2 separate regions of the Homo sapiens genome follow, and region 2 is linked to region 1. Evidence: chromatin loops called from intact Hi-C (ENCODE). Cell type or tissue: IMR-90. All regions are shown on one strand.

Region 1 (8,000 bases):
ATATCCAGAGAAATCAGAGAGAAGCTGTGTTGCTGGGCATAGGGGTAGGGGAGAGGGATTTCACCCAATCTATCATTATATCCTTGTGATGCTATAAAGGACCTGTGCAGAGGAACAGAGCCATATGAATGATATTGTGAGGACCTAGCACGTGAGACAAAGAGGTATATGAACACTGACATTATTCCCATCATATGGTATTGCCATAGAGTGAGGCAGAAGAATAAACACAGGGCTAAGACAGAAAGAAGCCTGGTGGGATGCGGGTAATTACTCTCAAGTTTGTCTCTGCCACTTATGGGTTGATAGAATCCCAGGCAATTTAAATGACGTCTCAGAATCCTTGTTTCATAATCAATAAAACTGGAAAACTAACATCATTTATCTCACAAATAGGTAAAATCAGATTAGGGGTGTGCAAGCATTTTTGGAAGCTTTAAAGTGAGATGTTTGTGCTAGAAATTAATAAAATAAAACAAGTCTACAAAATACAAATTCTATGAAGCCTGTTTTATGAGTTCTTTGATGAGGTTTCCTTTGCTAAGTCATACTGATAATTACTGATAATAATCTAAGGTCTTTTGAATATATTGAAGGAAAAAAATTAAGTTAAATAAGGCCGTTTTAAGGAAAATGGTTACAATTCCTTGCAAACAGGTATAGCACAAAGTAAAGCAAAATAGTGTGTGCACGTGGGTTTACATGCTTCATTTATCTGATGAACAGACAGTTTTTGGAAAAAGGGACCAGTCTTTGTTTATTTAGAATTTGACAACTCTGTAAGAGCTTTAAGTTAGGAGATGAAGATTCAGTGCACATGTTTATTATTTCATCAAACATTTACCAGTTTTATCTATTTAAACAGGTCACTAATCAGCTATAGGATCTAAATAAATGGTATGACGTTCCAAGTGATACCTTTAAAAATGAATACATCTGCCTACATTTTCAAATTTGACACCATCATTCTATCATTAGGCAAGCAAAAATACTACGAAAATTAAGAACTTTAAGCAAAGAATTCTTTTAAAAGTTAGCTTTGGTAACTTCTGTTATTTACGGTTATGTGGATGTCATACTATTTGGGATATAAAACACTATATATATTAAATTAATATTTTTCCAATGAGGGCATTTTGCCTGTAAATATGAATATTTTATTAGTTTGGTATCATTTTTCTTTTCATCAGCCTAGCTTGGGCCTCCTCTATTATACATTGCTTCCATCTAGGAAAAGCATGTGTTGTAGCAGAAAGAGTTCAGACCCTGGCAGCAGATAGTCCTGGGGTCATATTCTGGTTCTGTCACTTACTAGCCAGGTTTCCTTGGATAAGTTAATGTTTGAGCTTCATTTCCTTCTTTTTATTTCTTCATAAAATCAGAATCATTATCACCATAATATCTACTTTTTACATTATTAAGATTGTTAGATAATTGCACAATAAAAGAAGGCTGTTATTATTTTTACATTATTGAACTTTTTTGAGGTTGAGCAAAATACTGTAAGTAAAGCTCTCAGAACAAAGCTTAAGACATAGTAGGTGTTCAACAAATATTTTTCACTTCTCTTTGAAACAAACTCTACATTAAAGCCTATATTAAACCCTGTATTAAATAATAACACCACATTACATTTGTATACTTTTTTACAATTTACAGAATGAGTTTGATACATAGATAATTGCCTTCTACATGAGGACTGAAATATAAATATACATCACCATAATACAATTTAAAGATAATAGCCATTCTTTATTGAGTGTGTCTTTTACAGATGAGTAAACTGAATACAGAGAGGTTAAGTAACTTTCTCAAGGACAAACTCCTAGTAATACACAGAGCTGACATGGAAACTTACCCAACCTCCTAATCAATTGGCTAACCAGCCTGCATTGAATACACGCATTGAGAGACTGGACAAAGGGAAAGGAGGGGGCAGGGGGAACCTCAGCCTTCAACTCAAGAGGGTAAAAACTCCTATGCATAGCACAGTGTCTGCAATAGAGAAAAATGTTACTTAAGTGAATGAAAGAAGCAAAAACATATTGGGCATGGTGGCTCATGCCTGTAATCCCAGCAACTTGAGTGGCCGAGGCAGGAAGATCGCTTGAGGCCAGTAGTTGGAGATCAGCCTGGGCAACATAGCAAGACCCTGTCTTTGGGAAAAAATGATGGGAAATAAACAAACAAACAAACAAACAAACCACATAGGTGTGCATGATGGTGTGTGCCTGTTGTCCCAACTATTTAGGAGGCTGGAAGTGAGAGGATCGCTGGAGCCCAGGAGTTTGAGGCTGCAGTGTGTCATGGTTGTGCCACTGCACTCCAGCCTGGGTGACAGAGTGAGACTCGACTTAAAAACAAACAAACAAACAAACAAAAAACAAAAAAAGGATGAAAGACAAGCAAAATGTGAAAGAATATAGCAAAATCCAGGGAGTATTGTCTTTAATAGGCACACCTCTAACCGACATCCCATTATAAAAGAAAAATTGAGACCCTGGGCTGAGTTCTCTCATGGCTCAGCCAGCAATTTCTTGAGGAACTTTAGACTCTGTTTTCTACTCTATCGAAATAGTTTGCAAACTTTGGTAAATAGAGCAGAAACATACACACTTGCTAATATGGAACCAAAGTTAAACCCTGCTCAGAGAACTACAGAAAAATGTATATGCCTGCCCTCACCTGGAGAGCTAAATGAACGGGTACTTGAGAAAACCTAGTCAGACGACATCATGAAGGCTGATGTAGCTTCAATGGCAGTAAGCCAGCAATATTGCTAGAAGAACAGATGGAAGATGGGACACATTTGTAGCCAAAAAGAGACTACTCATAGGTAACACAGCATGTATTGCCAGGAATAAAGATGGTGAGATGTAGAAATAACCTCTATAAGTCCTATGTGTGTGCATTTCTTAAAATCAGGTTATTTTTAATTGTTGGACAAATTTTGAAAGTTTTTGCCTGAAATCTGTGTGTTTTTGGCATCGTTGGACGTTTGCTTTTAGGAGTGTGTACAGAGGTGTGTGTGTGTGTGTGTGTGTGTGTGCATGTCTGTGTGCACATATTCAAGTGTGTGGTACTAGACTCAGATGGGATGGAGTTGATTAAAACATCGAATGAGTTACCCTATGAATGTTGTACAGTTGATGTTTACTTCCCAAGGCAAGAATATGGGCTTGCATTTCTCCTGTGTGTAAATATTTTGTTTAGCGCCTAGTGCAGTGCTAACAACAATGTAATAAATGCTTGCCAAATATAGTATAAATAAATAAATTGATTTAGCACCCAGAAGTTTCATGCTCTTTATTTTATTGCCGTTTGTTCAGAGGCACAGAGGAAGAGACTCTAACGGACAATGTATTTCTTACTCCCTCATGGTTCCTTATCCACCCAAGACTGAACTCTATGGCTTTGTTCTCTTAAAGCACTTAACCCTTTAAAACCCTCCTAGCAAAACTTTCTGCTCATCACTTAGATAAAAAGAGGAATACAGCAGATAAATGAACAGAATCACACTCCATGTGGCACCGTGTCCAGAGGAATCACAAGTAAAATCTGGTACCTAATGGCAGTCAATATAATGATTAAGAGCAAAAGTTTCCGTAAGCAGGATTAGAATTATTTCTGCAAGTTACCTACTATGGAAGTTATAGTAAGTTACGAAGTCTCAGCTTCCTAATCAGTAAAATTAGAATGTTACTGAGATGATTGTGAGGTTCAGATGAACTAAATGATGTAAAATTTTGAGCACAGTCCTAGCACATCATAAACCTGTGATACTTAGCAGCACTGACCATCATGTCAATGACTGTGATCACAACGACAGTGACAGTGATGATGATGAGTGTTATCCATGAATGGTGATGATGATGATGACAACAGTGAAGATGATGGCAATGGTGAGAGCACTTAGTGGCTAACAGCTTGCTAGAAAAACTCTCTAAAGGAATCATGGCACAATGTGTTTTCTAATTTATGTTTCTGGGTCTAAGACTGCCTTCAAAACATGCTATTAGTTTTCAGAAAATTTAAACCAGCTCTCTAAATTAAATTACCCTGAAGAGGAATACTTTTATATTTTTTAATATAAGGGACTTTCTGAATTCTATGCCATAGACAGAACAATAATTTCACACTGAGATATTTATTCCAGGGTTCTCTCCATGATCCTAAGAGTCACCTCAAGGAGGGTGTATTGTTTTATTTCAGCTGCCTTGGCACAGTGTCCCAGCATTAACAGCAAATGAATAGCCTGTGCCTGTTTTGTAACTTTCATTCTCTACTCAATGGCTTTTCTCAGGCTTAGCAAATAAATACATTTCCATTGTATGCTATTGTTGAAAAGTCATATTGTCTTAGATTTTAAAGCACACCTTTTATACAGAGGACCTGTAGTACAGCTAGCAGCCTCATTCCATTGGTCTCTAATAATGACTATCATGGTGAGACACAGTGACTTTGACAGAAGGAGGAATTCACTCCATTAAGCAAATATACTAGAGGCTCCATACTTTGTTGGAGTTAATAATTTCATCTTTAACAACTGAAGCAAATTTGAAAGATGCTGCACCTCTCATTCAATGCTACACTCATTTTGCCTTGATCAGGGAAGGTTGAATGCTCCTATTTTGAAGTAAAATCTCCCTAAACTCTTAAGTTTGAGGGTTTTTTTAATTGTCTGGGAGAGTCCAACACCAGAGGGCGATGTGAATTCAACATTTTTACTTGTTTTCTTGTACAGTTTACTTTTGGTGTGTAAACAAAATAAGCATATTTGGTGTTCATAACGATTCATTTTCTGAAGTTGTTTTTTCAGTAACTGCAATTTTACTTACTCTGTTCCTCTCCCACTTTTGCATTTTAACAAGGAATGGAAAGATTAAGAAATCAGTCATTCATTTAGCTGTCATTTATTGAGTATCTAGTATATGCAAGGTACTGTATGAAAGGGTCGGATGGAGTTAGGACAGAAATGGATAAAGAATCATTAAAGAAATATTTACTAGTCAGTTGTTGCATACAAAGCACTCTACTGGGTACTAGTGGGAATATAAAGATGAACCAGGTAGTTCTTGTCTTCAAGGAACTTACATTCTATTGGAGAAACATGATTCCATTATTCTCTTTTATCTTAAAGGTTGCTCACTTACCACAAATTTTTCTTCCCCCAACAGTCTTTAGAGACATAGCTCAGAAAATCTGCATCTTTTGCTCCTCTCTCAAGTCAAATTGGCCATGCCCTTTTTCAAGGCTCTAACCTACTTTATAAAGACATATCACATGTATACAGAGCATTACAAATGGATGTCCTTTAAATATAAGATGGTGGGAATAGCTGAGGCAAAAATCCTGGAAATAAGAATGCATTTGGTGTGTTCAGGTTACGTGAAGGCTGTGATACCCAGGCTCTGTGAAGCAGACTTGTGGGAAACTTGCCAGGAAAGAGGGTTTGGGTCAGGTTATGAATAGACTTGAATTTTCAGGTTAAAAGAATCTTGATTTTGTTCTGTAACAGTGGAAAATGTGGGGTAAAAGTACTTGAGAATGGCATATAGAATGAATTAGAAAGAAGCAGAAAAACAGAGGGAGAGAGACCAATGAAACCACCAGTGAGGAAATTCAGGCAGTTGGAATTTAACTTTGAGAATGTAGAGATGATTTAGAGTGAGAACCAATAGGACTTAGAAGTTGACAAGTGTATTCCAAGCACCCATGTACGAAAGTGTGGTATTTTTTGACATCAAGAGGGTTGCATGAATTCATCTGTTTCATAATAGTAAGAATTCAAAGCTTAGACAGCAATTGCCCAGCTAGGCTTGCATTCATTCATTTATTCATTAAACAGCCTGTTCAATAACATCCAGTCTGTCAGGCCCTAAGCTGTGTTCTAAGCATTCTGAGATGAGACAGGGTCTCTGCCTTCAAGTAGCTTACAGTTTAATAAGAGAAGTAAAATCACATACAGATATGAAAATGCTAAAGGATGGCAGGATAAGAGATGCCTCCCGAGAGGAGGTGATCTTTCTGAGTTTCCATCTGGAAAAGAGGTATATGTGTGTGTGTGTATGTGTAGGGGGGTATTTTGGGGTGTGTGCAGGGGCGGGGGGGAGTGTTAGAAAGGGGTTGTGAGGTTGGTGTTTTAGCCTGAGGGGTCCACACATGTAGTGACACAGGATTGTGAACAGGTATAAAGAAATAATTATAATATAAATTATAAACATAAACTATATAATATAAATTACAAATATAAATTATATAATATAAATTATAAATATAAATTATATAATATAAATTATAAATATAAATTATATAATATAAATTATATAAATTATAAATATAAATATAATATAAATTACCCTGACCCCAAAGAGCTTTCAATCCTCTGTTTAGACAATGTTCTGTTTTTATATCCAATGCTATCCCATTATGTTGGACAGTCTTCCCATATGGGGACGGGGGCGTGAAAGAAGAGAGAGGGGGGACTGTGATAACTCAATGCCAGTTATATTTGAGAACCAATTTCGTATATGACTTTAAAAAATTTATCTGAGAATTAACACTTTAAATTCTGCCCAATGAAATAGTTAAATTCAGAAGGTGGAAAAATGAAAGAATGTCAATATGTATATATAATCCCATTTTGATAAATGTGACATGGTAAATTCAAAGCCACTCCAATAAATGTCAAGCTTAATACAGGGGCACCTCTGCCTGCAAATAATCTCTAGGAGTGAGGAAAACACTACAAATAAAAAAATGGAACACTTTAAGTTCTTGATAATTTTTTAGTTCCTCTGTCGGTGATATAGAAAGGTGTGTAGAAAGCATTATTTCTCCACAAGCATCTAAGGCAGGGTTACAATTTCTTTCTTTTTTTCTTTCTTTCTTCTTTTTTTTTTTAATGTTAAGCACGTTCCTTTGCAGGGCTTAGAAATCTCTCTCGTCCAAAATTGAACAAAAAAGGCCTCCCCTTGTGCTTTTTTTGTCAGGCTGATGAAGCTGTATAGAAATGTAAATGCAATATAAGAGATGGTAGTGGGAAGCTTGTGTTGTGCTCTCCTCTTCTCTGGGGCTCTCTTGTAAAATTATTCTCTGATTTTGCTGTGTGTGTGTGCACCTCTTGTGTAAGGGCATTTAATTAGCTACAAGTTACAACAAAGACTTTTGAAAGGAAAATGTGTCTGTGGTGCAGATGCCTTTATTTTCATTCTGTGAACAGCTAGGTTTTTAACTCCCTTATCAAGAGCTGCATGAACTGCCCAGACTAAATTGGGAACATCTCCACACTGTTTGACAAATAGATTTTTTGTAAACTGATTTAGCCTTTTCATTGTTTGCATTTCATTATATAGAAGACTTCATGTCACAAAATTGGTATTCATTCAAAATAGAGAATTTAGAGATAGGACTGTAGCCAGATAAAAAATATTGCACAGGTCGGGGCTATTAAGCATAGAATAATAGCAAGTCAGTGATCCAAGGGGCTGTTCTTCAGCAGCAAAGGGGCTAACATAGCCGAGGTCAGCAGTCAGACTCAGGACTGAAGATGTGTCTCTGGCCACATTTACAAGACAATCTGCAGGGAACAGAGTGAGGAATGAAGGAGTCTGGCAGGATAAACTGTAGGAAAGAGACGTCTTTGCATCTCAAATTTCATTCTCCTGAGGGGTCGGAGGTGGGAATTTTAACAGTTGAGAGGTGTCTTGGTCTGTTTTGAAACATTTGCGCATCAGAGTTTGGGTTCCATGGCACATATAGGAGAGCCATATTAGCAAAATAGATTTTGAGAAGGAGTTAGCAGTGAGCTGGGTTTTCATTTCTTCTAAATCTTTTAGCTTAGACCAGTGGGTCTCAAACTCGAACATGCATCAGAATCACCTGGAGGACTTGATAAAGCACAGATTGCTGAATCCTATCCCCAGGGTTTCTCTGGGGTGGCAGGGCCGAGAATTTACACTAACAGTTCCTGGATAATACTGATATTTTCCTTTGAGAAC
Region 2 (8,000 bases), 520 kb after region 1:
GTTTAAAGGGTCAGTGAAAGACAAAAATAAAACTGATTTATGATTGCTTCTCATGACTTATGGTTTCTCAATGTGCTGGTCATTTCATTGTTCCCATTTATTTCTTAAAATTACCTCTTCCTTTGGTTTCCAAGATTCTACTTCTCTTATTTGTTTTCTAACTCTTTTTTTGGCTACTCCTTTTTAATATGTCCTTTCAATTTCCACAACTGTGTCCCTGATTTCAACCACTACATACATGTTAATGGCTTTCAAACACATGATCACCCATTCAGATGCCTGCCACGCACTCTAGGCCTGTAGCCAGCTGTCTCTCTGAGTTTTACGCTTGCAAGTCCCTCGTGCATTTCATTTTTAATATAGTCAGCACAGAACTAACCATTACTTCCTCATCTCCACCCAAATAAAAATAAGTCTTATGCCATCTCATGCTATCATCATCTTGGTGAAAAAGACGTAAAACTTCAAATAATTATTCAAGTCCAAACTTCCCAAGTTTGAGTGGGGCTTAGATTCTTCTCAGGTTTGGCAGAATTGGCTCTGTTGTTGAGTAGAATGAGTCTACAGGCTACTGCTGGAAAGTGCTATGGAAAGCAAGAGCTACTGTATATAATGCAGCTTCTCTAAAAAGAATAGAAAGAATAAAGCTTCCCATGGCCATATGGGACCCAAGGAGATCAGCAGGATTTGTCTCTTACTAAATCAGTCGTGTGGAATGCTGGTAACTTGACTTGACCCTCCTATCCCACTGATGAATTCAGCTGTCTCTTTTCACTTCAACATTGATAATCATTACACAGGAAATCCTGTAGCACAGAAGGGCATGGAGAAGGATATTTTAAAATGTGACAATGAGAATTGCTTGAGTTTGGACTTTTGTTCAACATTGAAAAGAGATAAAAGTGGGTTCTTTTTAATGTTTTTCCATTCCTCTTTTGAATGATACCGTTCTTGAATCTTTTTTTGACTTCTGGTTGTTATTGTATATACACCAACATTGGCTATATTGAAAATGTGTAACAATTGACTAAGATATATGGGATTCCATCAAGTATAAGAAATTTTTGTTTTTTAAAGGAAAAAATTCACATGTAATGTAAATATATACAGATATGCAGTATAGGAAAACAGCTATGTCCTAATGTTAAAACAATGTTTTTGAAAACAAAGTAGATTCAAAATCATTTGAATCTACTTTGAAATCTAGGCACTGTGGTAGGTTATTACAAATAGAAATGTTTACATTTATAAAAATTACATTCCAATTATAACAAATGGAAATTAAAACATTAATTTTCAAAATATACAGTAGATTATAAGTAACTTATTATTATGAAAGGGGAAGATACAAGTATCATATTATTTCTTCATCAACTTGGAAAATAACCTCACTTCCTTATCTGCCTGGTTCACATATTCCTTACCTTCTTCATGCTCTATTTGTTGGATATAGCAAGGTTTGCTATATTGTTTTCTCTTGGTTTATTTGCTACACAGTTTTTTGTATTCCCAAGGGCAAAATAAATAAAATAAAATAGACCTCGGCCCTAAACTACACAACCAACAACAAAAATCCAGGCAACACAACAATGACTTTTTGTGACCAAGCTGGAAAATCATTTGCCTGTTTCCATCTAAGTGGTTTATTCTTCAAAAGTTACTGACCAGAAAAAGGGGGCATGTATTTTAAAAAGCTGATCCTAGTGCAAACATTACTCCATTTACCTCTGACACATAAAGCAAACATGATTTAATCAGTATCGAAAACAATGAAGCAAAAAAAATCTGCCCACTGAAAAATCAATAATGCAAAAAAGTATATAGTGTTTGTCTAACCCAAAAACAATGAGACAAAAATGGGCCATATTTAATTCATCTCAGTTGGTAGTGGAGACCCATATTTGACACCCTGCACTTACTGGCACTGTCCTCAAGTTGACCTGTGACTATGACTACTCTCCCCCATAGCCCCCAGGACTGCTCCAGTTCATCTGGTACCCCACAGTTTTCTTACATAACAACCACACATCACAACCCCCAAAAGTTTCTTCCCTAATGATATACCCTCTCTATATTCTATGTTACCTTGTTTTAAGCCTTAAGGAGTTAGTGGTATCACTATTTGTCCCATTTACTAGCTGACACACACTGAAGTTGTCCATAGAGGGTAGGACACCAAGGCTGGTTAGGGAGAATAAAGGCTCAGACTTCTGGAGCATAAAATACAGGGAAGTTCTTCTATGCCCAGATTATTTTTGGTTTTACTGCAAATGTTCTACATTTCAGCACTAGGTTATAGATTTGGTCCAGTAATCTTTTCACAGGCCTTTATCCGATTGATCTCAATTGGTCTTTTCTCTGAGAACCAGGTCAATGACTTCAGATGAAAGCAGATAACTTCCTTGTCAACTGATTTCCTTTTATGGTGTGATAATGGAAAAATTAGGGAGTGTGCCTCATAGATTCCCTCTCCTCAGTGACTCTTTGTCAGACAGCTGGCTGTCATCTGGGGTGACAGGGTAAATGGGCCACAAGCCTGTCATCATCTGGCAGCCAAGGCAGGGCTTTCTCACAAGGCAGTGGCAGATTTCCAAGAAAGAAAGCAGAAGCATGCAAAGACACTTGAGGCCCGAACCGTCAGGATGTTACTTTTACCTTATTCTACTGGCCAAAGCAAGGCACGAGGCTTAACCATGTTTGGAAGTGGTGGGGAATAAACAGACTCTCCTTTTGATGAGTAGAACTAATTATACAGTTAGCTGCAAAGGACCTGCACAGAGGGAAAGGTGAAGAGTTGTGATTTTTGCAATCTCCTATGGCTGCCAAACTATATATTCTCTCTTAGTATAGATGATATATGATCTGATAAGAAGTATCAGTTTTTATATATTAGTAGCATTTATTCAACGTGATGTAATAGGAATAACATGCAACTGGACATCAGGATATCCAGGTTTCAGTTTTGTCTTTTCCACTAGACCAGATACAGTAGCTTCCTATTATTGGTGGAATAAATTATCTCAAACTCAGTGGCTTAAAACAACATGAATTTTTATTATCTTATAGTTCTGGAAATCAGAGGCTCTAAATGAGTTTCACTAGGCTAAAATCAGGCCTGTGTTTCTTATGGAGATTCTAGGAAAAAAAAAAACATTTCCTTGATTTTCCCAGCTTTTAGAGGCAACCTACAATCTTTTTTTTTTTTTTTTTTTCTGAGATGGAGTTTTGCTCTTGTTGCCCAGGCTGGAGTGCAATGGTGCAATCTCGGCTCACCACAACCTCCGCCTCCTGGGTTCAAATGATTCTCCTGCCTCAGCCTCCCGAGTAGCTGTGATTACAAGCATGCAGCACCACCCCCAGCTAATTTTGTATTTTTAATAGAGACAGGGTTTCTCCATGTTGGTCAGGCTGGTTTCAAACTCCCAACCTCAGGTGATCTGCCCGCCTTGGCCTCCCAAAGTGCTGGGATTACAGGCGTGAGCCACCGCACCCATCGTACATTCTTTAGCTCATGGCTCCTTCCTTCATTTTCAAAGCCAGCAGAGCAGTGTTTCCTTGGACCTCTGCTTATGTCCTTACATGTTTTCTCTCTGACTCTTACCCTCCTGCCTTCCTTTATAAGGACCGTAGATTACATTGGGCATTCTTGGATAATCCAGGATAATCTCCCCATCTCAAAATCCTTAACCACATCTGCAAAATTCCTTTTACCAAGTAAGGTAACATTCACAAGTTTGGAGGATTAGAACTTGGATATTGTTGGCGTGGGCATAATATGACCTGCTCTACCAGAGTTCAGCAATCTATAGCCTGGGGGTCAGCCACATGTTTATGTAAATAGAGTTTTATTAGAGCACACCAATGTTAATTCTTTACATATTTTCTGTGGTTGCTTTCCTGCTACAGCAGCAGAGTTGAGTTACAATAGAGCTCATATGGCCTGCAAAGCCTAAAATATTTACTATCTCATCCTTTATAGATAAAGATTGCTGACCTTGTAACTAGATTTACTGTCACCTTGGACAAATTAGTCTCACTAAGCATAATAGAATCATAACTTTATAGACTGGGAAAGAACCTTAAAAGTAATTTTGGTTAAACTCTACCCTATACATTTCTCTGCGTAAATCACCTTTTCAGAAAAACTGGTGAATGGCCATTCAGCTTCTGCTCCAAAACATGGAACTAAAAGGAGCTCACTGTCTCATGAAGTAGCTCATGTTTATTTCAAACAGCTGTAATTCTTCAACAAATAGAAATATATTATTTATATTGACCAAAAAGTTGCAGTCTTTTGACTTTCTTGCCTAGTCTTATTTATGCCTTCTGAGACCATAGAGAATAAGTGAAATCTCTCTTCTATCTGTGAGCACTTTAAAAATTTGATTCTGCTATCATATCTGAAAGTTATTTAGTTATTTGCATAAATATGTGGAGTGTCAACAAAGGAGAAAGAGACAGTGTTCTCAGATCAGAACCTTGCTGAGCAAGCTGCCTGGACTTAGCTGTCACTATTGCATGGATGCAAGGGAGTCACTGCCCCTGGTCCAGCTTTTATGAGTTTCTCTATTTGTGCCTGGGAAATTCACCAAAGAGGGTGGGGTTGCACACTGTTAACGTCTCCCTTTCAGATGAGGCACTCGTATTTCCTTGTTCAATAAGCCATGTAAATATGGCTTTCAGTTCACACAGCGTGGATGCCCAAGCCTCAAATCCCTCTCCTATAATTCTGATTCCATCTCCAAGAGAATTCAGATGCTGTTAGTAGTCTGTAACTAAAGCGAAACTAAGAAGCTCAATGAAACCACAGCTCCTCTGTTAATCGGGGAAAACCAAACTCCTCTAGAGGGCACTGTAGCACTCACCGAATTCTGTGAACTGAGAACACTGGTTTAAGAGAATCTGAACAGATACCAGCTCTTAAAGAAAACTGTCCATTCCCTGGGAGTGAGGTTAGCCAGGGGGACAGAGTTAAGCCAATAAAAAGGGGCTCAAAAGAGCTAACTTGTTACTAGAGCTACAAACCATGTTTGGATTAATCTCCGGTGTCCTATCCTAAGTCTAAAGCTTCCCTGGTGCTTTATTCACTATTAATTCCTGTATCCGACAATATTTACTGAATCCTTACTGTGTGCTAGCCTTTGTGTTAGGGACTGATGGAAAAAACTAAGACAAAAACAAACAAAAAAACTCTGCCGAATTTCTCCAATTTGCCTTGAAGTCTCATTCTCTTTTGTTTATTAATAATCCTTATCTAAAATCCCTTAGCAATTGGAGATCTCTTTCTCCTTCGTTCTTTATGTTGAATGATGTCTTCATCATCCCCATTAGCAAGTTAGAAGACCGGGAGTAACTTTATACCTATCCTCCCTTCTCTTTTCAATTCGGCCTCCCATTCTACCAATTTTACTTAACATTTCTCAGGTCTATCCTACTCATTTCCATTGCTCCTTGCCACTGCCCCAAGGTAGCATTATCTTACTTCTGCTCACCTTTCCAGGTTTATCTATCACCATTTCTCATTATGAATTTACATCCAGGAGTACTGAGGTGCTTGCAATTTCATACCCTCTTCTGCTTTTTCTTTTTTTTCTCTATTTTTGCCCCTCCCCGACTTCCCTGGCTTATTTCTACTCATCTTTTAACGTTCAGCCCAAGCATCTCCTCCAAGACTTCTACTTAAAATTACCCTTCCCATCCCTTCTTCTGCTACCAGACTAGTTAAGTTGCCCCTTTTCTGGACCTTTAGAGTCTGGATACATCTTTATTAATGCTGTTTCCGTTTTTTCTTGCATACGAGATTGTGAGCTCCTTGAGGACCGGGGCAATTCTATAAGATTCATCTCTACATCCTTGATGTTTATTCCAGTCCTGGAACATAGCTGGCCCTCAATGAATGTTATTTATGTCAATCAATATTTAAATCAATTTGATAGTACCCATGAGCTGAGGCCCCATAGAGAGGAGGGGTGTACAAAGAGAAATGTCAATAAATTGACCTATATATCTTGGGATATATCTCTGGGCCTCCTACAGCAGTTCTCCCTCAGATGATGAATTTTCTGACAATGATGTGCATTACTGAAACATATTCCTTTCATTAATAGTTAGGTTTCAACAGTAATAATTAGGATAACCATTTCTCTCACTGTTTCCACAACTGGAAGAAATTCCTAAGAAAGGAAGGTATATGAAATTTGTGATGTAGGAGACAGAGGCCAACTTCTTTCCCATTGTAACCAGCAAATACTGAGTTATGTAAGGGTCCAAAGAGAACTATCATAGCAAAGTGCTGGCAGAGATTAGTGATGCTTTACTCCTGTTTTGTTTACCATAATGAACTGGTCAATAAACATCACAAATTGTTTATCTATATAAATCTTGACAGATTACTCTTTATGAAATCCATTTAGCAAGCGAGGTTTTCCCATAAGGATGAAAAATGAAGATTTTAAACAGATTGCGGGAGAAGCTCTGGCTGTACCAAGAGAGTCAGTGTAATAAAGGTTTCTTTATATTAATATTACAAAAACCATTTATCCTGGCAAAATCAATATTGCAATTCATCTTAGTTTGGTGTTTCTCTTTCTAAGCTTAAAATGTCTTTTCCTTTATTATGTATAATTTTGTTTTAATAAATGTGAAATATATTTCATTTAGGAGGTACTCTTGAGGAGGGATAACTTATAAAATGACATCAAATTTGTAGCTTATTTGCTAAAGAGTCTTGGAAGTGTTTAAAATTATATTTGAGTGGCTGAGAAATCTAAAGGAATCATTTTGCTTAATCCTTAATTACAAAATTATCCCTGTGTCCTTTGGGGTAAAAACAAACTACAATTTTCAGAAAAGTCTTCGCTTGTGAACTTCATTTAGGAAAAATTCTCTCTTACTGAAGTCAAGTGATTATAACAAGTCAGATAAGTTGACTATAACAATGGCTTGGATAAGAGACTATAAAATCAAGAATAGACACATTTAATTGCTCAAAACATTGCGTGCTTTGGCTGGAAGAAAATAGAACTACATCAAGGAACGGAATTATGTTATACATTGGAAGCTATTACTCTAAATGTACTGTATGTAAAATAAGTGTGATTGTCTCATGAGTGAATGGTAATAAAAACTGAAATACTCAAGAGACACTTATTCATGAGTGGTGCAGTTACACATACATATATACACACACACACACACACACATACATTGAGAGAAGCTTTTCTCTTATTGTTTATGCTCACTAATATTATATTAAAAGCCTATAAACAATAGACTCTACATAATAGCCTATAAAGAAATTAAGAGCAAATCAAGTATTTTTGCATCTATAATTCCATTTTAATTATAATACATAATTTTCTTCAGCTCTAAAACTTAACCTAAACAAAACATCTATTTGAAATGGAATTCTGATGTAATGTGTATAGATAAAAGACCTAATATAGTTGTTTGAAGGGGGAAAATGTCCTTTTATCATGACCATAAAAACGGCAAACTACAGTACAGTGGTTTTCAAGAAAAACTGTACTTTATTTATTCCCAAGGGGATATTAGTCCATAAAACAAATTTGCAGCTTATTTGGCAGTCTTAGCTTTTATCAGCCTTTTTAAGGGTGTTGAATGATTACCCAAGAGATCACACTGTAAAAATGGCAGTGGGGAAAAGTAACTCCATCCGTTCAGCATCTTTATTAGAATATATAGGTGAATCCATTTGATGTTGTTTTAAACGTACCACAAGGAGAGTACCTTTTAAATGGTGAGTGGTCTTCTTACATGTGCTGTTTTGCTTCTCTAATACCTCATGGCACCAACGTTGCTTATCCTAATTAGTGCCATTGGCATAGGCTACATGTTTGAATAATTCACTGTGAAGAAACAAGTTTTAGTTTCTATCATGGCAAAATGCCACTACTGGTATTTTTACAAGCAACTTTGGGTCCAAGAAATTTAAGTTGCACTAAAGTTATCTTACTATATTTATGTCATTAGCATCTTTT

Evidence for each region. Hi-C counts contacts between places; a loop is a spot of excess contacts. Peaks named below come from ENCODE experiments on the same cell type or tissue, not always from the same donor. Only the 100,000 strongest peaks of a DNase experiment are listed, where the experiment ranks them.
Region 2: it touches region 1 in a loop (4-fold over the local background); 2 of 110 quality-filtered maps call a loop at or near these places.

The regions. Positions count from the first base shown.
Region 1 is chr1:216,739,534-216,747,533 of GRCh38, reverse strand. LOC124904512 (a long non-coding RNA gene) reads left to right here. Exons shown (of 2, transcript XR_007066880.1): 2 at 3,023-3,291. It also overlaps a transcript of ESRRG not described here. Among named protein-coding and RNA genes, the nearest start is that of ESRRG, 20 kb to the right of the region's middle. RefSeq lists an enhancer at 6,741-7,308. In IMR-90, a CTCF peak has its summit at 4,694 (motif pointing right); no DNase peak of the experiment used is centred here.
Region 2 is chr1:216,218,193-216,226,192 of GRCh38, reverse strand. All of the region lies in intron 14 of USH2A (usherin), which reads left to right. USH2A-AS1 (USH2A antisense RNA 1) reads right to left here. Exons shown (of 4, transcript XR_922596.4): 3 at 699-806. Among named protein-coding and RNA genes, the nearest start is that of USH2A-AS1, 28 kb to the right of the region's middle. In IMR-90, a CTCF peak has its summit at 4,840 (motif pointing right); a DNase peak (open chromatin) is centred at 4,842; H3K4me3 peaks cover 541 bases; H3K27ac peaks cover 1,003 bases.